Regions from separate parts of the Homo sapiens genome. Here region 1 is linked to region 2. Evidence: read pairs that join two places in POLR2A ChIA-PET (ENCODE). Cell type or tissue: OCI-LY7. All regions are shown on one strand. Links, peaks and the distances in the headings refer to the core of each region. The heading gives the core; the rest is flanking DNA. Region 1 overlaps NATD1 (N-acetyltransferase domain containing 1). Region 2 has its middle 25 kb from the start of LINC01563.

Region 1 (8,321 bases), core at 301-8,300, 150 kb before region 2:
TGGACAGATGTGGAAGGAAGCATGGCTGTGACTTGCTTGTGGGTGATGAGGGAAGGCTTGAGCTCAGGCTTGTCTGATGCCATATCCTGGTTCTGAAATGCAAGCTTGTCATTACTTTATAGATGGGGAAACCAAGGCGCACAGCCTGTAGGCAGCTAAGCCAGAATCAAGCCCCCGGCCTCCATCTGAGGACGGTTTCTGAAGGTTGGAGGCAGCTGGAAGAGACCCCCACCTCCTGGGCAGCCCCTTCCTTAGCCTTCCCTTTCCCTCACAGGCAGGGCTGAGTGTCCCACTTGCTGCAAGGAAAGGAACACTTGAGGGGTGCAGAACCCTGGAACTTTCTGCGTCCTCCCTAACCCCCATTTTGCAGCCAGGAAGACTGAGGCCCCAGAGAGTCAGCTGCTGCCCCTGGCCTCCCTCAGCACCCCTGGATGCAGTGGAGCTAAGATCACAGCCCCAGGCTTTGGGAGGTGCTCAGATCACAGCCCCAATATGAGGCCGCTGGCTGTGTTGGGCTGGGCTGGACCAGGGTCCTCTGGGGAGGGGAGGGACGTATGGTTGAGCTTCTCCAGGCTCACAGCTCCCTCTGCCTAATCTACCAATGAACCACCAACATGTGGCACCTCCCTGATCCAGGCTCTACTTACAGAGGTGCCAGAAAAGCCGGCCAGGGTGTCTGCTTGTCCTTGTCCCGTGCCACAGCTCTGGCGCCTGGGCTCTGCCTCCGTCTACCTCAGTCTCCTCATCTGTATATTCGCGTTTTGATCTGCCAGCTCTCCTTGCGGGGTCAGTGTGGGCCGAGTGGAGAAAGCAGAGGTCAATGTCTTCTGCAGACTCCACATCTCCCAGAGGTCCTGCCCCTGTCCCCTGTCTGCAAGCTTTGGTCTTTCTCTGTGATCGCCTCCCCTGACAATTTCCTGGCCCCCTTTGGTCCCGAGGTTCAGGAGGGGCAGAGAGAGCATGGGGGTGCAGAGACCCAGGGACGGGTCCCCCACGAGCAGTGTAGCTTTAACTTTTCCCAAACCAGTCACGTGATGCTGGTGGGGTTCTCAGGCCCAGGAGGGAGGAGGGTGGTAGTGATCATCCAGGGACAGGTGAGGTCTCTGGGGCAGAGGGGTGTCAGGACTGGCATAAGATCACCTGGCAGAGTTGAGACTGGAACTGAGGGCCCTGCCCTGCCCTAGGCTTGCTCCTGTGGCTCCCAAGTGACAAGTCTTGCCCCCCTGTGCTAGTCTGAGGTCTGGAGTTCTCAAGGCAGCTCTTAGAGCTGCCCAGATAAGGGCCTGGGCCAGGCCCAGAGGCTATGCCTATGTCACTGTGAGCCGAGACAGCAGGATCCACAGTGCCCAGAAGTGAAAGCGTGGCTGACAGTGCTACCCTGGTGTCCTGCTGTCCCATCATGGGGGCTGCGGGTGGTCAGGGGAGGCTTCTGGGCACGTGACCTTTGGGCTCACCTGAAATGAGAAGGAAGGGTCCCCGGAGGCCCTGGGCAGAAAGGTGACAGGCAGGGGAGCAGCCACCAAGGCAGGGAGGCCAGAGAGGCAGCTGGACCCCAGGCATGTTTAGAAAGCCATGTCCACGGTCCTGCCGAGGGTCAGGTCAGATGAGAAAAGGTGAGGAGGAGCCAAGGACCTTGGTCAAGCTTTGGGGACTTGGGCATTTTCCTGGGATGTCCAGGCAGGTTTGGGGCAGGACAAGGAGTTGAGCGTGAGGACCGGTATTGCATTTGTGGCCTGTGTCATGGGTGTAACACTTGTGACTGGGTGGCCTTTGAAGGCCCTCCAAGGTGGGGTTCAGGTCCTGGCCAGATGCTCCGAGGTTGCTGCCCAGGAGCCTGGCTCCTCGCTGGCCCAGTGCCATGTGGTCTGGCCCATGTAGGGTGTCCATTTAAACTCGGTCTTTTCCTCACATACAGCCCCACCACCACCGTGGCCACCCCAGATGCCCTCTGTTCCCCTTTCAGCCTGAAGACCCTCCTTTGACTCAGCCCTATCCCCAGTCAACTCCATACACCTCCGTGACTCTCATTCCAGGTGAGCCCAAACGTCACCTGCCCAGAGGCCTCCCCTGACTGCCCGCAGCACCCATGACGGGACAGCAGGACACCAGGGTAGCACTGTCAGCCACGCTTTCACTTCTGGGCACTGTGGATCCTGCTGTCTCGGCTCACAGTGACACAGGCATAGCCTCTAGGCCTGGTCCAGGCCATAGGCCCTTATCTGGGCTAGGCTCTAAGAGCTGCCTTGAGAGCTCCAGACCTCAGACTAGCACAGGGGGGCAGGACTTGTCACTTGGGAGCCACAGGAGCAAGCTTAGGGCAGGGCAGGGCCCTCAGTTCCAGTCTCAACTCTGCCAGGTGATCTTACCCCAGTCCCGACACCTCTCTGCCCCAGAGAACTGACCTGTCCCGGGATGATCACCACCACCTTCCTCCCTCCTGGGCCTCGGTTTCCCCATCTGTACATGGGGCTGTGAGAATCGTGTTTAGTGGGATGGTTGTGAGGATCGTTGTGTGGAGAGAGCAGAGCACGAGCCTGCCCTGTGCTGGGGCTGCACACGCTTGGGCCACCACCGCTTCTGTCCTGCTGTCTCCTGGGAGCCACAGCCTGAGGTGCAGGCCTGGCTGTGGGAAGGCCAGCATGCTGGTCCAGCCAGTTGTCCACAGGTCTGCCACAAGGCCCTAGTGTGTGTCTGGCAAAGACAGAAAGCAGTTGTTTTAGTTGGACAAACATTTCTTGGGTGTCTACGCCGAGCTGGGTGCCTGGAATATGGTAGTGGCTGAGCTGTGCGATCACTGAGGGTCAATGGGAGGCAGAGAAGTTCTGAGGACTCCCAGGGTCAGGTCCATCCATGGCCCAGGTGGCTACTCCAGAAACACTGACGCAGGGTGTGCACAGAGGAGTAGTAATGAGCTTGCCAGGCTTCTTGTATCCACCTCCCTGCTCTGCAGAGACTGCTGGAGCAAAAGCTGAGGTTTTTTTGGTGGCTTGCAGGGCCCTGTGTGGTCTGGCCCCAGGATCTCTGACTTGGTTTCCCAACCCTCACTCCCGGCTTGTTTGGGCCCAGCCACTCTGGCCTCCTTGCTCTTCCTTCAACCTCCTACCCCAGGGCCTTTGCACGTGCTGTTCTCACCAGTGGGCGGCTCATACCCCACATGTCCTTTGGGGTCCTTGTATGCCCTCTTTACAGTGGCAGCCCTGCCCCTCCCCACCCCTCCTCTGCTGTATAGTGATCCTTGGCACCTGTCAGCTTATCACCTGTGTGGCCTCTGTGATGTATGTATTTATTTAGAGACAGGGTCTCACTCTGTCACCCAGGCTGGAATGCAGTGATAACAATCATATCTCACTACAGCCCCAAACTCCTGGGCTCAAGTGATTCTCCCGCCTCAGCCTCCCAAATAGCCGGGACCATAGGTGTGTACCACCATGCTCAGCTTTTTTTTTTTTTTTCTTTTTTTTTTGAGATGGAGTTTTGCCCTTGTTGCCCAGCCTGGAGTGCAATGATGCGGTCTCAGCTCACTGCAACCTCTGCCTCCCGGGTTCAAGTGATTCTCCTGCCTCAGCCTCCCAAGTAGCTGGGATTACAAGCACCCGCTACCATTTCTGGCTAATTTTTGTATCTTTAGTAGAGATGGGGTTTCACCATGTTGGCCAGGCTGGTCTCGAACTCCTGAACTCAGGTGATCCACCCACCTCGGCCTCCCAAAGTGCTGGGATTATAGGAGTGGGTCACCGTGCCTGGCCCCTGTATTATTTATAATGATATTACTTATTGTGTGTCTTCATCAGTACGTAAGATCTCCATGAGGAAGAGTTTCATCAGTTTTGTTCGCTGCTGCCTGCCCTGCAGCCCAAACCCTACTGGGACACAGTAGGCCCTCAATGAGCCTGGGGTAATTAAATGGCCAGGCTAGGTAGGCAGCTCCCTTGGTGACGGAGTCAGTCCCAGAATAGCCTCCGATCTCTGCTCTCCTGTCCTGGGTGAGTTGAATTAACCCCAGCAGGTGGGGAGCCAAGAACCACATCCCTTGCTGTGCAGCCAGGACAGGCGGCAGTGGCCACAGCTGGGCCTTGGCCAGGGTGGCAGGCATAGTCCACAGAAGGACAGTCAGGCCCACAAGGAGGAGGCAGCAGGGCTGGTGTGGGGGCGGGGCTGCAGGCATGAGGGGAGTGGGGCTGGGGAACCCTCAGCTGGGCCTGGCAGGAACGGAGAAAGGGCATCAGGCAGAGGGAAGTGCCTAGGCGATGGCGGGTGCAGGAAGTAGCAGGTGTGTCGGTGGAGCAGAAAGAATGGCTGTGGCTCAGGACCTGCAGGCCTGGGCTCCAGCGTCATCTTGGCCTGCTGTGTGACTTGGATCCCTGCATCTCAGTAGTTCCTCATCTGGAAATGGGGAGATGAATTGTAGCCACTCTCCTGAGGCTTTGGGGAGAATCAAAGGAGATACCAAGAGCCAGAAGGCCTCCTTGCTGCCGTTGGCCCCAGTTCCGGTGGCCCTGGACTAGTGGTTGGACCTCTTGGCCTGTCAGCCTTCCCCTCGTGTTGCCCAGCACAGGCTTTAAGGGCAGATTTTCTGGGGCTTTGAAGTTAAAACTCATGAAACACAGCATGATTTTAAAGAGTGAATCACATCTGTCCCTTTGCTGAGGGCCTTCTAGTGGCGCCCAGCTCAGAAGGCTTAGGAGGCTCTGCAGGACCTGCCCTATCACCTCCCTGCCCCCATCTCTGCCCTTCCCCTCACCCACCCCACTCCAGCGGCCCCTCATTCAGGCCTACTCCTGCCTCAGAGCCTTTGCACTGGCTGTTCCCTCTGCCCAGAACACTGTTCCCTCAGAATGGCTGGTGCCCTCTCCTTCCTGTCTTCACCTGCCCCCATTCCCTGGCATCCTACACATCACTTGCTTTTCATGTTTATTCTCTTTCTCCCCTTCCGGTTTCATGGGGGTAGGACTCCATGTCTAGCTTGTTTGTTGCTATACTCCCAGCATCTGAAACAGTACCTGGGGCTCAGGAAACATTTGGTGGATGGATAAGTGGATGGGTGGGTTGATGGATGGGTAGGTGGAGAGACAAATAGATGAGACACTAAAAACTGTGATTAGGAAAAAGTTCAGTTAATTGTTTGCCCAGCAGCAGTTTGGGGTGGACTGGTGAGCTCCAGGCTTGGCAGGCCTGGTGGAGTGTGAAAACCCGTTTGTTCCTGCCTCCTGTGCCCAGCGTCAGTTTCTCATGAACTCTACCACAGGCCTCTGATCTTTCCTGCTGCGTCTCTCTCAGGGTCCAGCAGGTGGTCCTGATGCGTGGCGCAGCGCTGCCTCTCTAATCTCTTCATGCTCTGCCTTAGTTGCAGATTTGCTGAGCCCTGTTCTGTGTCCAGTGCTGGGTTCTGGGACTCCCAGATCCAGGGATGTGGTGGGGTGGGGATGCAGGGAGCAGGGCTACAGAAAGGGGTGGCAGGGCCCTGGGATGCTAGGACTGACGCAGTAGCAAAGGTTCATGTGGGGCTCAAGTGTTCTAGGCATGGCTGTAAGCACGTCACAGAGGTTACCTCATTTAATCCTCCAAACCACCCTATGAAGGACATTTTATTGTACCTCCACTTTATGGATGAGGAGACTGAGGCACTGAGAGGTTATTCAGGATTCAGCTGTAGCAGCTGAATGACTCCAAATGCCTGTCCCTCCACCCGTCTTGGTGCCTGAGTCCGCTGGGATGGGAGTCAGCATAGGCTTACCTGTCTCCACAACCCCCAGGATGTCATGACCGGGCCGTCCTGCTCTATGAGTACGTGGGCAAGCGGATCGTGGACCTGCAGCACACCGAGGTCCCAGATGCCTACCGTGGGCGTGGCATCGCCAAGCACCTTGCCAAGGTAGGGCAGGCAGGTGGCAGGGCCAAGCGGGGACGGGGACATGGGGGCTGCCACCTTCGCTCCGAGGAGACGGTGGCCCTGGTGGCCACTTCAGCCTGCTTCTTGGCCCTGGGTCCTCTCTGGGCCAGTGGCCGCCTTTCTGGGCCCAGGCTCCTGTTCTGCAAGACCCTGGCGTGGCTGAGCCTCCAAGATCCTCACACACCTCCTGTGTGGCAGGTGCTTCACAGGAGCCCCATTCCTGCCCCCAACCCCTTCATCCTCAGGGCATCCCAAACCCCAGGCTGCCTGGAGAGCAGGTTTGGGCTTAATGAAGGGAGTTACAGCCAGAGCAAAGAATGACCGTCACTCCCCTGAGGGCTGCTGCTGGGACTTAGCTGGGCCGTCTGCCGGCTTCCCCTCCTCCACCCCCACCCCGCCAGGAGAATTGCAGGGCAACCTTTGTCCTCCATGCTGCCTGGGGCAAGGGGGCTTGTAGGGGAGAGGTGATGTGTTTTTTCCTTGTGTACCGGACCAGTCTGTGGGGATCATCCCAGGTGACACTGAAACTCAAGGGAGTTACTGACCTGGGCAAAGTGGAAGGGTGGCCAGGGAGCCGGGCCTGGGGAGGCAGCAGACAATGCTACCTTCTGGTGCCGGCTGCAGGCCCTGACCACTCTCCTCTCTGCCCGGCTCCCAGGCCGCCCTGGACTTCGTGGTGGAGGAGGACCTGAAGGCCCATCTCACCTGCTGGTACATCCAGAAGTACGTCAAGGAGAACCCCCTGCCGCAGTACCTGGAGCGCCTGCAGCCGTAACCCTGGCCTGCAGGCGGGAGCGCTCCCTGCCGGACTCTTCCACGTGGCCTTTGCCTGGCCCCACGTGCTCTCAGGAACCTGGTCCCACTGGGAACAGACTCAGAGTTATTTTTGTAAGGACACTCATCTGTGCCCCACGTCCAGATCCCTGGAGGCAGCTGACCAATGATGGGCGGTGACCCGGTAACCGAGGCGGCAAGGAGGCCAGGTAGTCCCGGCACCTCTCACTCTGCAGAGACCAGCGGCTTCGTGGGAGGCCTGTGGGTCACACGTAGGGGCTAGAGCCAGCCTGCATCCTGCCCACCGGGCTCCACTTGGAGATCAGCAGGAGGGCCAGTGTGGGACCCCTGCTGCCACCTCTCCTGGGCCTGTGTCCTTTCTGGAAATTAAGAAGGTGTGCTCCAGAGCCAAGAGGAGCAATAAGAAACCTCGTGTGCCAGCTTCTGAGGGTGGCAGTGCCAGACCCCACCTGCCAGCGGTGCTGCCCCTTTCTCAGACCCCCATGCCCAGTGCAGGCAGGGCCCTGGAAAGGGTCAGCTCTCCCTGACAGAGACCAGCAGAGTGAAGGACTGAGCACTGGCCAGGCTCAACCGTACGTGCGGTTCACACATGTGAACACACAGGATGCAGTCTACAGGCGGGCTGGTGGTGGGTGCCGGGGGTGTTTTCCTCTCCTTGGTACCCCCATCTTTTTTTTGGCCTCTCGTGTAGGTTCTGCAGGAAACCAAGGCCCCATCCCCATGGGCTGCTATCCCCTATACCCCTGTCTGCCAGGAGGAGATCCAAGGGGGCCTGAGCAGCTGCAGGCCCGCCCCTTGCTGGCCTTGGCCACCTGCCTGAGCCTTCTCCGAGGAGATGCCTTGGGGCTGGGGTGGGAGTGAAGCTGACTATTCTCCAAAAACCACCCTCAGCATCCAAGAGGAAGAAACATCAGCCACAGGGGTTTCTGTGCTGCTGCCAGACATCAGTGTCCTCTTTTGTGGCTGGCTACAGCCGGATACACTTTGCTGCCCATCTGGCCCTGGGCTCCTCCCCAACCCAGCCTTCCTGGGTGCAGCCTGGGAGACACACTAGCATGCTTTGGTGGGACCAGCCTTTCCAGGGCATGCTGGCTTCCCCTGGGGCTGACTCAGGTCCCGCCCTCTTGTGTCAGTGCTAACAAGGATCAGATTCGTCCCTGCCCTTCTGTAGAGCTGGAGGGTGACCTGGAGCCAGGGGCCCTTTAGGGCTGAGACATTTGTTAGTCGGAGTGATGCATCCCTACCCGGCTTCGGGGGGAGTCAGGCTGGGCTCTGGGCAGTACAGGGAGAGGTTCACCAGGACCCCCATGCCTTCCTCCCCCGGTGCAGGGGCAGTGGTCACCATGCTGACTCCTCCCTTTGACTCCATGCACGGGCGCTGGCTGGCCTGTGGTTGCATTTCCCACTCACCTCCTTGCTATCCCCAGTCTTGGCACCGAGACCCCCCACATTCCTTCTCCAGCAACAGCAGCCCAGGGGCCTTCCTGCCTGGACGCAGGACCACGGAGACCTGCATGTGCAGGGAGGCCTGGCAGCCTGCCGATGGGGGTCCCCGAGCCCCGGAGTCTCCTCGAAACCCCTGCTGTGGGTCACAGCATGGACCAGGAGGGGTCACCATCCTGAGTACCCCCGACAT
Region 2 (8,321 bases), core at 204-8,203:
AGCCACTGCGCCCCACCGAGTTTTGTTTTTAATGTTATTTCCAATAGACGAAACCTGCTGGTTGAAGTCTGTGGTCCTTGCAGTTTTAGTTTCCCAGGAGCTCACTATGAAAAGATTCTTTCACTAATATGTAATTTATAATTGTTTCATAAGACCATTGTAATATCTGGATCTGTCTCCCTTTACTGTTACAGATGTACAGTTTTCTGGAGATAATTTCATAGGTCTGCGATTATGATTTTGAATGGAGATTCAAAATCCCCAGCTGGTGCTTACCAAAAGGGGGTCAACCTAGATGAAGCAGAACCAGTGGAAGGAAGAGCTTTTGGCTAAGGAATTTTAAAAGCCTCAGTTAATTTTCCCAGTTGAGCTTTTGTGTGGGTGTTTTTTTTTTGGGGGCGGGGACGGAGTCTCGCTCTTCCCCCAAGCTGGAGTGCAGTGGCACAATCTTGGCTCACTGCAAGCTCCCCCTCCCAGGTTCACGCCATTCTCCTGCCTCAGCCTCCCGAGTAGCTGGGACTATAGGCGCCCGCCACCAAGCCCAGCTAATTTTTTTGTATTTTTTAGTAGAGACAGGGTTTCACTGTGTTAGCCAGGATGGTCTCAATCTCCTGACCTTGTGATCTGCCCGCCTTGGCCTCCCAAAGTGCTGGGATTATAGGCGTGAGCCACCATGCCCGACCATTTTTTTTTTTTTTTTTTGAGACAGAGTCTTGTTCTGTCGCCCAGGCTGGAGTGCAGTGGCACAATCTTGGCTCACTGCAACCTCCACCTCCTGGGTTCACGGCATTCTCCTGCCTCAGCCTCCCAAGTAGCTGGGACTACAGGCGCCCGCCACTACACCTGGCTAATTTTTTTTTTTTTTGTATTTTTAGTAGAGATGGAGTTTCACCATGTTAGCCAGGATGGTCTTGATCTCCTGATCTCGTGATCCACCCGCCTCGGCCTCCTAAAGTGCTGGGATTACAGGCATGAGCCACCGCGCCCGGCTTATTTTTGTTGTTTTTTTTTAAGACACAGGGTCTTAACTTGTTGCCTAGGCTGGAGCACAGTGGCATGATCATGGCTCACTCCTGGGCTCGAGCAATCCTCCCACCTCAGCCTCCCAAGTAGCTGGGACCACAGGTGTATGCCACCATGCCCAGCTAATTTTTTGTATTATTTGTAGACATGGGGGTCTCATTATGTTGCCTGGTCTGGTCTCAAACTCCTGGGCTCAAGTGATCTTTTGCCTCAGCCTCCCAAAATGCTGGGATTACAGGTGTGTGCCACCTTGCCCAGCCTTGAGTTTTGATTATTCCATTTATGCGTTTTTATTTTGTTGTGTTTTGTCTTGTTTTGAGACAGGGTCTTGCTCTATCGCCCAGGCAGGAGTGAAGTGGAGTGATCTCGGCTCGCTGCAACCTCTGCTTCCTGGGTTCAAGCTATCCTCCCGCCTCAGCCTACCAACTAGTTGGGGCTACAGGCATGCACCACCACTCCCAGCTAATTTTTGTATTTTTAGTAGAGATGGGGTTTCACCATGTTGGCCAGGGTGGTCTCAAACTCCTGACCTCAAGTGATCTGCCTGCCTTGGCCTCCCAAAGTGCTGGGATTACAGGCGTGAGCCATCACAACTGGCTGCATTTATCTGTTTTATTAACCCAGGTAACTACAAATGATGAACACATTGTAAATGTTGGAGAATGGGCCACATTTTATATACTGATTGGTTAAGGGAATTTTACTTACTCCTAAGGCTGTTGCTTTTCTGCACGGAAATGCCTTTTACCCTGTGAGAAAACATGCAAATCATTACCAGAACATATTTGTATATTTGCAAGTGTTAAATCAAGTTTAGCCTAAAGCTGCCTCCTTACGTATTTTAAGTTTGGCCTAAAGGTCTCTCTGCACATTGTGAACTATAACCTAAATGAAGTTGTAAGCAGACTGTAGCCTACTCTTGTGTCAGTCACTGCATTTTGGCCAATGCAAAGGTGGCCTACTGTTCAAACTCTGTTCAAGTAAGGTAAATGCTGAGCTGTAACCAATCCGCTGTTTCTGTACCTCACTTCCATTTTCCATACCTCACTTTCCTTTTTCTGTCTGTAAATCTTCTTCCACCACATGGCTGTACTGGAGTCCCTGAGCCTACTCTGGCTGAGGCTACCTGATTTGCCAATCGTTCTTGTTCAAATAAACTCTGCTAAATTTAATTCAGCTGAGTTTTTCCTTTAAGACAAGGGTGGCAACTGGAGTAATCCAATAGCCGTACCTTGAAAGGGGCCTCTGGTAAAGGAAAATGTCCTTGGGAACTGTATGACAGTTTCCTTAGATTACGTTCTGGACAAATGTGACAGTTTTACACCTTATGAGTTATAGTTGGAGAAGTTTTCCAAAAATAGCTTTCCCCAAGCAACCATTTTGTCAGGGCTCTAGTGAGTGAGGTCAAATACACAGGTTAAAAATAACTGACCCAGCACTTCGGGAGGCCAAGGCGGGCGGATCACGAGGTCAGGAGATGGAGACCATCCTGGCTAACACGGTGAAACCCCGTCTCTACTAAAAATACAAAAAATTAGCCGGGCGTGGTGGCGGGCGCCTGTAGTCCCAGCTACTCGGGAGGCTGCGGCAGGAGAATGGCGTGAAACCGGCAGGCAGAGCCTGCAGTGAGCCGAGATCGCGCCACCGCACTCCAGCCTGGGCGACAGAGTGAGACTCCATCTCAAAAAAATAAATAAATAAAAAATAACTGAGCCGGGCGTGGTGTCTCACGCCTGTAATCCTAGCACTTTGGGAGGCCGAGGCAGGCAGATTGCCTGACCTCAGGAGTTCGAGAACAGCCTGGGCAACACAGTGAAACCCGGTATCCACTAAAAAATACAAAAAATAAGCCGGGCTTGGCAGCGTGCACCTGTAGTCCCAGCTACTCGGGAGGCTGAGGCAGGAGAACTGCTTGAATCTGGGAGGCAGGATAATTGCTTGAACCCAGGAGGTGCAGGTTGCAGAGCTGACGCCACTGCACTCCAGCCTGGGACAGCGCGAGACTCTGTCTCCAAGAAAAAAAAAAAAAAAAAAAAAAAAAACCACAACCAAAAAAAAGTGTAGGCTGGGCGCGGTGGCTCACACCTGTAATCCCAGCACTTTGGGCGGCTGAGGTGGGCAGATCACCTGAGGTTGGGAGTTCGAGACCAGCCTAACATGGAGAAACCCCATCTCTACCAAAAATACAGAATTAGCCGGGCGTGGTGGCACATGCCTGTAATCCCAGCTACTTGGGAGGCTGAGGCAGGAGCATCACTTGAATCCGGGAGGCGGAGGTTGCAGTGAGCCGAGATCGTGCCATTGCACTCCAGCCTAGGCAACAAGAGCAAAACTCCATCTCAAAATAAATAAATAAATAAAATAACTGTAATTCAGCAGGAAGTATAGGCACATTGTTTGGCACACACTGTACCTCATCTTTGGTGGAGTATGTTCCCCCTTTTTCTAGAGGGCAAGAGCTGTATCTAGTTTGTTGCCACGGTGCTATGTGCTTTTCATACAGACATTTATTGACTGCAATACAGAAATACTGAGGAAGTGATGATGTTGTCATACCACCTCCTGCATGAAGGCTTCCCTAACCCTGCCTCCTTTCCCAGACTGAAAGTAATTTCCACATTCTCAGAATGTGGAATATTCTTATAGCTCCAAACACATGGAGCCTTCAGGAACAATTACTCACATATTCGTCTTAATTATCCAAACCACCCTGAATCTTGCTACAAAGAACATAAATTCTATGTATATTCAATGTGACTTTTTGGCACAGATTAAGCATTAATAACCTTTTGAAGAAAGGTTATGGTTACATGGAACTTTAAAGCATATTTTAATCTGTTTATGAATACTTAATTTCCCCTTGTAATTTAGGTATTGATCTTTGAAGTTATAGGGCTTTTTATCTATAAAGTGACTCTGGGCCTGGCGCAGTGGCTCAGGCTTGTAATCCCAGCACTTTGGGAGGCCGAGGCAGACGGCTCACCTGAGGAGTTCGAGACCAGCCTGGCCAACATAGTGAAACTCTGTCTCTACTAAAAATACAAAAAATTAGGCCGGACGCAGTGGCTTACGCCTGTAATCCTAGCACTTTGGGAGGCCCAGGCGGGTGGATCATGACGTCATGAGTTTGAGACCAGCCTGACCAACATGGTGAAACCCCGTCTCTACTAAAAATACAAAAATTAGCCAGGCGTGGTGGCGCGAGTTTGTGATCCCAGCTACTCGGGAGGCTGAGGCAGGAGAATCGCTTGAACCCGGGGGGGTGGAGGTTGCAGTGAGCCGAGATCCCGAGATCACGCCACTGCACTCCAGCGTGGACAACAGAGCAAGACTCTGCCAAAAAAAAAAAAAAAAAAAAAAAAAAAAGTGACTGGAAAATAATAGTCATTTTTAGGTTGGGCAGTGCTCAGCGCTATATTGGGGTCTCAAAAAGTGTCAACCAGTGTATTACTGAAGACGGACAGGTGGTGGCAGGGCTCTTAGCTGAGGGATGGAAAAATGCTTGCTGCCTAGAATTCACTTACATTCTTTGTTTCCTCTCTCCAGGTTTCTGGCTCTGTGTGGAATAGGCACTGTCCTCCTGGTAGGTGTAAGGGAATCAGATGTTGCATTTTGATCGTGATAAGTTACTTGCTTTTCTGCTTTGTTCACCTTAAATTGAAAGTGGAGAGATGCAAATTCTGCCCCATCCTGGGGAGGCAGCTCCTGCTTCCAGCCAGCTCTGGAGCAGGTTCAGGTGTCCGCAACTTTAAAATTGCCTTGGGGGTCTTTCGGGAAGCACTTCGCAGGGGACAAGCGCGTGGTTATGGTTTGGGTACAGGCAGCGTTTTCCCCAAGGACTTGCTGGCGCCCGCTTCAGGGATGCGCGTAAGCTCCCGAGGCTGTCAGTCAGTCCCTCGGTCGCTCCGGAAATTTGAAAGATTGTTAATCAAGAGGTCTCCACCAATGGATGGGCACAGGTCGTGGCTGGGCCAATCAGGCTCTGTCTCTAGGACTTTGGCGCGAAAAGACGCAAGGTCCAAAAAGAAAAAGAAAAAAAAAAAGAAAAAGGAAACGGTAGTGTGAGATTGATAGATTCTAGCAGCCCTCCTATGAACCTGCCCGTTAATTCCTCTTCTCTAAATGTCTGCCTTTTTTCTTCGTGTACAATTCCTTTTTGTCAGTGTAGCAGGAATAAATATCGATCTCTATCAACGTTGGTGTAAAAGGACCCTGCCTTTTAGCAGCTCATTCCGCCCCCAACAAAAGACTACACTTCCCAGCGACCCTTGCAGACCCGAAAAGCCGGTTTCCACACCCCGAGGCTCTCTCATGCCCTTCTCCCAGTCACTATGCCTAGCCCCAGATAACCACTCTTCTGTCCTCTAGCACCTCCATCACCAGTTCCTGGACTTCATGAAGGGGTACGCTTTGCATCTGGCTTCTTTCACCCAACATCATGTCTGTGATATTCGAGTAATGATTATATGGGTGTGCACATGTATAAAACTCGTAAGTTTGTACTCTTAAGATTGATGTTTTGTTGTTTTTTGAGATGGAGTTTCGCTCCGTCGCCCAGGCTGGAGTGCAGTGGTGCGATCTCGGCTCACTGCCATCTCTGCCTCCCGGGTTCAAGTGATTCTCCTGCGTCAGCCTCCTGAGTAGCTGGGACTACAGGCGTGAGCCACCACTCCCGGCTAATTTTTGTATTTTTAGTGGAGACAGGGTTTCACTATGTTGGCCGGGCTGGTCTCAAACTCCTGGCCTCAAGTGATCCTCCCGCCACGGCCTCCCAAAATGTTGGGATTACAGGCATGAGTTACAATCATATGTATAGTATACCTTAAAAAAAGGATGTAACATTTCATTCTTGAGTTTGTATTTCCCAAGGTATCCAAAATCAGGCCAGAAGGTTTTAGTGAAATTCTCTACTTTTGTTTTAATCAAATTTCATATTCTAGGAAATCACTCACTTTCACCTTCAGGCTGAAGTGCACACTCCTTTGATTAGTAATATGCAGTTAAGGGAGCAGGTTCTGGGGCCAGACTTCCTGGGCACAAATCACATTTCTGCCTCTTACTAGCAGTGTGAGCCTGAAGAAAGTATTTAACCAGTTTAACTCATCCATAAAATGAAATAATCGCAGCCTGGCCAATGTGGCAAAACTCCGTCTCTACTGAAAAAAAAAAATTAGCCGGGAGTGGTGGCGCTCGCCTGTAATCCCAGCTACTTGGGAGGCTGAGACAGGAGAATGGCTTGAACCCAGGAGAGGTAGCAGTGAGCCAAGATCACGCCACTGCACTCCAGTCTGGGCGACAGAGCAAGACTGTCTCAGAAAAAAAAAAACCATCATATTACCTATCTCTCAGGGTTGTTGAGTGGTTAAATGTGTGCTTATGAAAAGTGCTTAGAATACTAAGAACAACAGAATGCGTGCTATTGTTATTGATGCTCAGTATTATGATTGGCCCACAAGGCTCTTCCTGATCTGTTTCTTATCAGCCTTCCAGCATCGTGTCTCACCATTCTCCCTCTGGTTTCTACCCATCCAAGTGTACCTAATCTTGCTGTTTAACTTATTTTCATGTTCTCCTCCCTCTGCCCAAAACACCCTTACCCCAGGCTGGAGCATCCACCATATAGTTTGAGCACACACTTAGGGCACCAGCAAAGCAGAGGCAACCCCCTAAGAAAAAAGAGAGTGAAGAAAAAGAATATATCTCTACAGTATTTGATGGCTGGGCGTGGTGGCTCAAGCCTGTAATCCCAGAACTTTGGGAGGCTGAGGCGGGCAGATCATGAGGTCAGGAGATTGAGACCATCCTGGCTAACATGGTGAAACCCCGTCTCTACTAAAAATATACAAAAAAATTAGCCGGGTGTGGTGGGGGGCTCCTGTAGTCCCAGCTACTTGGGAGGCTGAGGCAGGAGAATGGCATGAACCCAGAAGGCGGAGTTTGCAGTGAGCCGAGATCATGCCACTGCACTCCAGCCTGGCCGACAGAACGAGACTCCGTCTCAAAAAAAAAAAAAAAAAAAAGAATATATCGCTACAGTATTTGATGGTTGACACCCTGTCCCTTCCACCACCAGCAAAAAAAGCATGGAAGGAGTTACAGGAAGTTCATACTTTATTGGGCTGCATTGCCCCTATTTTATGGTCTAGAGTTGTTTGTATTTGAAATACATTTGGGTGGTGGGATGAGTGTAATCTCTTCAGTACTTAGGCCCTTACAGGTCTTTGTGGCAGATGGTGTTTTCCAAAATGGCCACAGTGATATCTCCCATCCCACATCCTCTTTCCTGCAAGGTGACTTTGACACTTCTGTTGAGAGGTAGAACCTCTCCACTTCAATCTGGGAGGGCTTGTGACTATGGTGAAAGTGAGGCCATGTCACTTCCAAGTCCGGGTGAGATAGCTTCTTCCTTGTTCCCAGGAAGTGTAGCCCCAGACTTGCTGTTGGAACCCAGCTGCTGTGCTATCAGGAAGTCCGGGCTACATGAAGAGGCAACATGGAGTGTTCTGGTCAACAGCCCCAGCTGAGGGCCCAGCCAACAACTAGTGTCAACCGGTAGATATTTCAGTGAAGCCTTTAAGATGAATCAAGTACCAGCCCCTATCTCCCTGCAACTGTATCAGAGATCCTGAGAGAACTATACCAACCAATTTCCAGAACCACGAAAAAGTAAAGCAAAATGTCGTCGTGCTAAGCCACTAAGTTTTGGAGTGATTAACAGTTGTAATGGGGCCCTCTCCTTCCCCACCCAACTTATCCTATTCTTCTTTTCTTTTCTTTCTTTTTATTTATTATTTTTTGAGACAGTCTTGCTTTGTCACCCAGGCTGGAGAGCAGTGGCGCAGCCATGGCTCACTGCAACCTCTGCCTCCCAGGTTCAAGTGATTCTCATGCCTCAGCTTCCAGAGTAGCTGGGACTACAGGCATGTGCCACCACGCCCAGCTAATTTTTGTATTTTTAGTAGATTCAGGGTTTTACCATGTTGGCCAGGCTGGTCTCAAACTCCTGGCCTCAAGTGATCCTCCTGCCTCAACCTCCCAAAGTGCTGGGATTACAGGCATGAGCCACTGCACCTGGCCTTTCTTTTCTTTTTTTTTTTTTTGGAGACAGTTGCCCAGGCTAGAGTGCAGTGGCAGTGGCACAGTCATGGTTCATTGCAACCACTGCCTCCTGGTCTCAAGTCATCCTCCCCGTTCCACTTCCCAAGTAGCTGGGACCATAGCCACACACCACCACGCCTGGCTAATTTTTATTTTTATTTTTATTTTTGTAGAGATGGAGTTTCGCTATGTTGCCCATG

What was found. Peaks named below come from ENCODE experiments on the same cell type or tissue, not always from the same donor. Only the 100,000 strongest peaks of a DNase experiment are listed, where the experiment ranks them.
Region 1: POLR2A ChIA-PET joins it to region 2 with 18 read pairs; 4 of 35 experiments call an interaction of 5 or more read pairs at or near these places.

What each region holds. Positions count from the first base shown.
Region 1 is chr17:21,241,657-21,249,977 of GRCh38, reverse strand. NATD1 (N-acetyltransferase domain containing 1) reads left to right here. Exons shown (of 3, transcript NM_152914.3): 2 at 5,754-5,872; 3 at 6,549-8,321. The coding sequence ends at 6,665. Among named protein-coding and RNA genes, the nearest start is that of NATD1, 7.6 kb to the left of the region's middle. RefSeq lists enhancers at 437-938, 5,170-5,912. In OCI-LY7, for the core only: a CTCF peak has its summit at 8,283 (motif pointing right); a DNase peak (open chromatin) is centred at 4,237.
Region 2 is chr17:21,096,064-21,104,384 of GRCh38, reverse strand. No RefSeq gene overlaps it. Among named protein-coding and RNA genes, the nearest start is that of LINC01563, 25 kb to the right of the region's middle. RefSeq lists enhancers at 4,687-4,896, 4,291-4,908, 4,815-5,109, 4,909-5,525 and a silencer at 4,815-5,109. In OCI-LY7, for the core only: a CTCF peak has its summit at 4,504; DNase peaks (open chromatin) are centred at 4,484, 4,984 and 5,284; H3K4me3 peaks cover 2,445 bases; H3K27ac peaks cover 1,954 bases.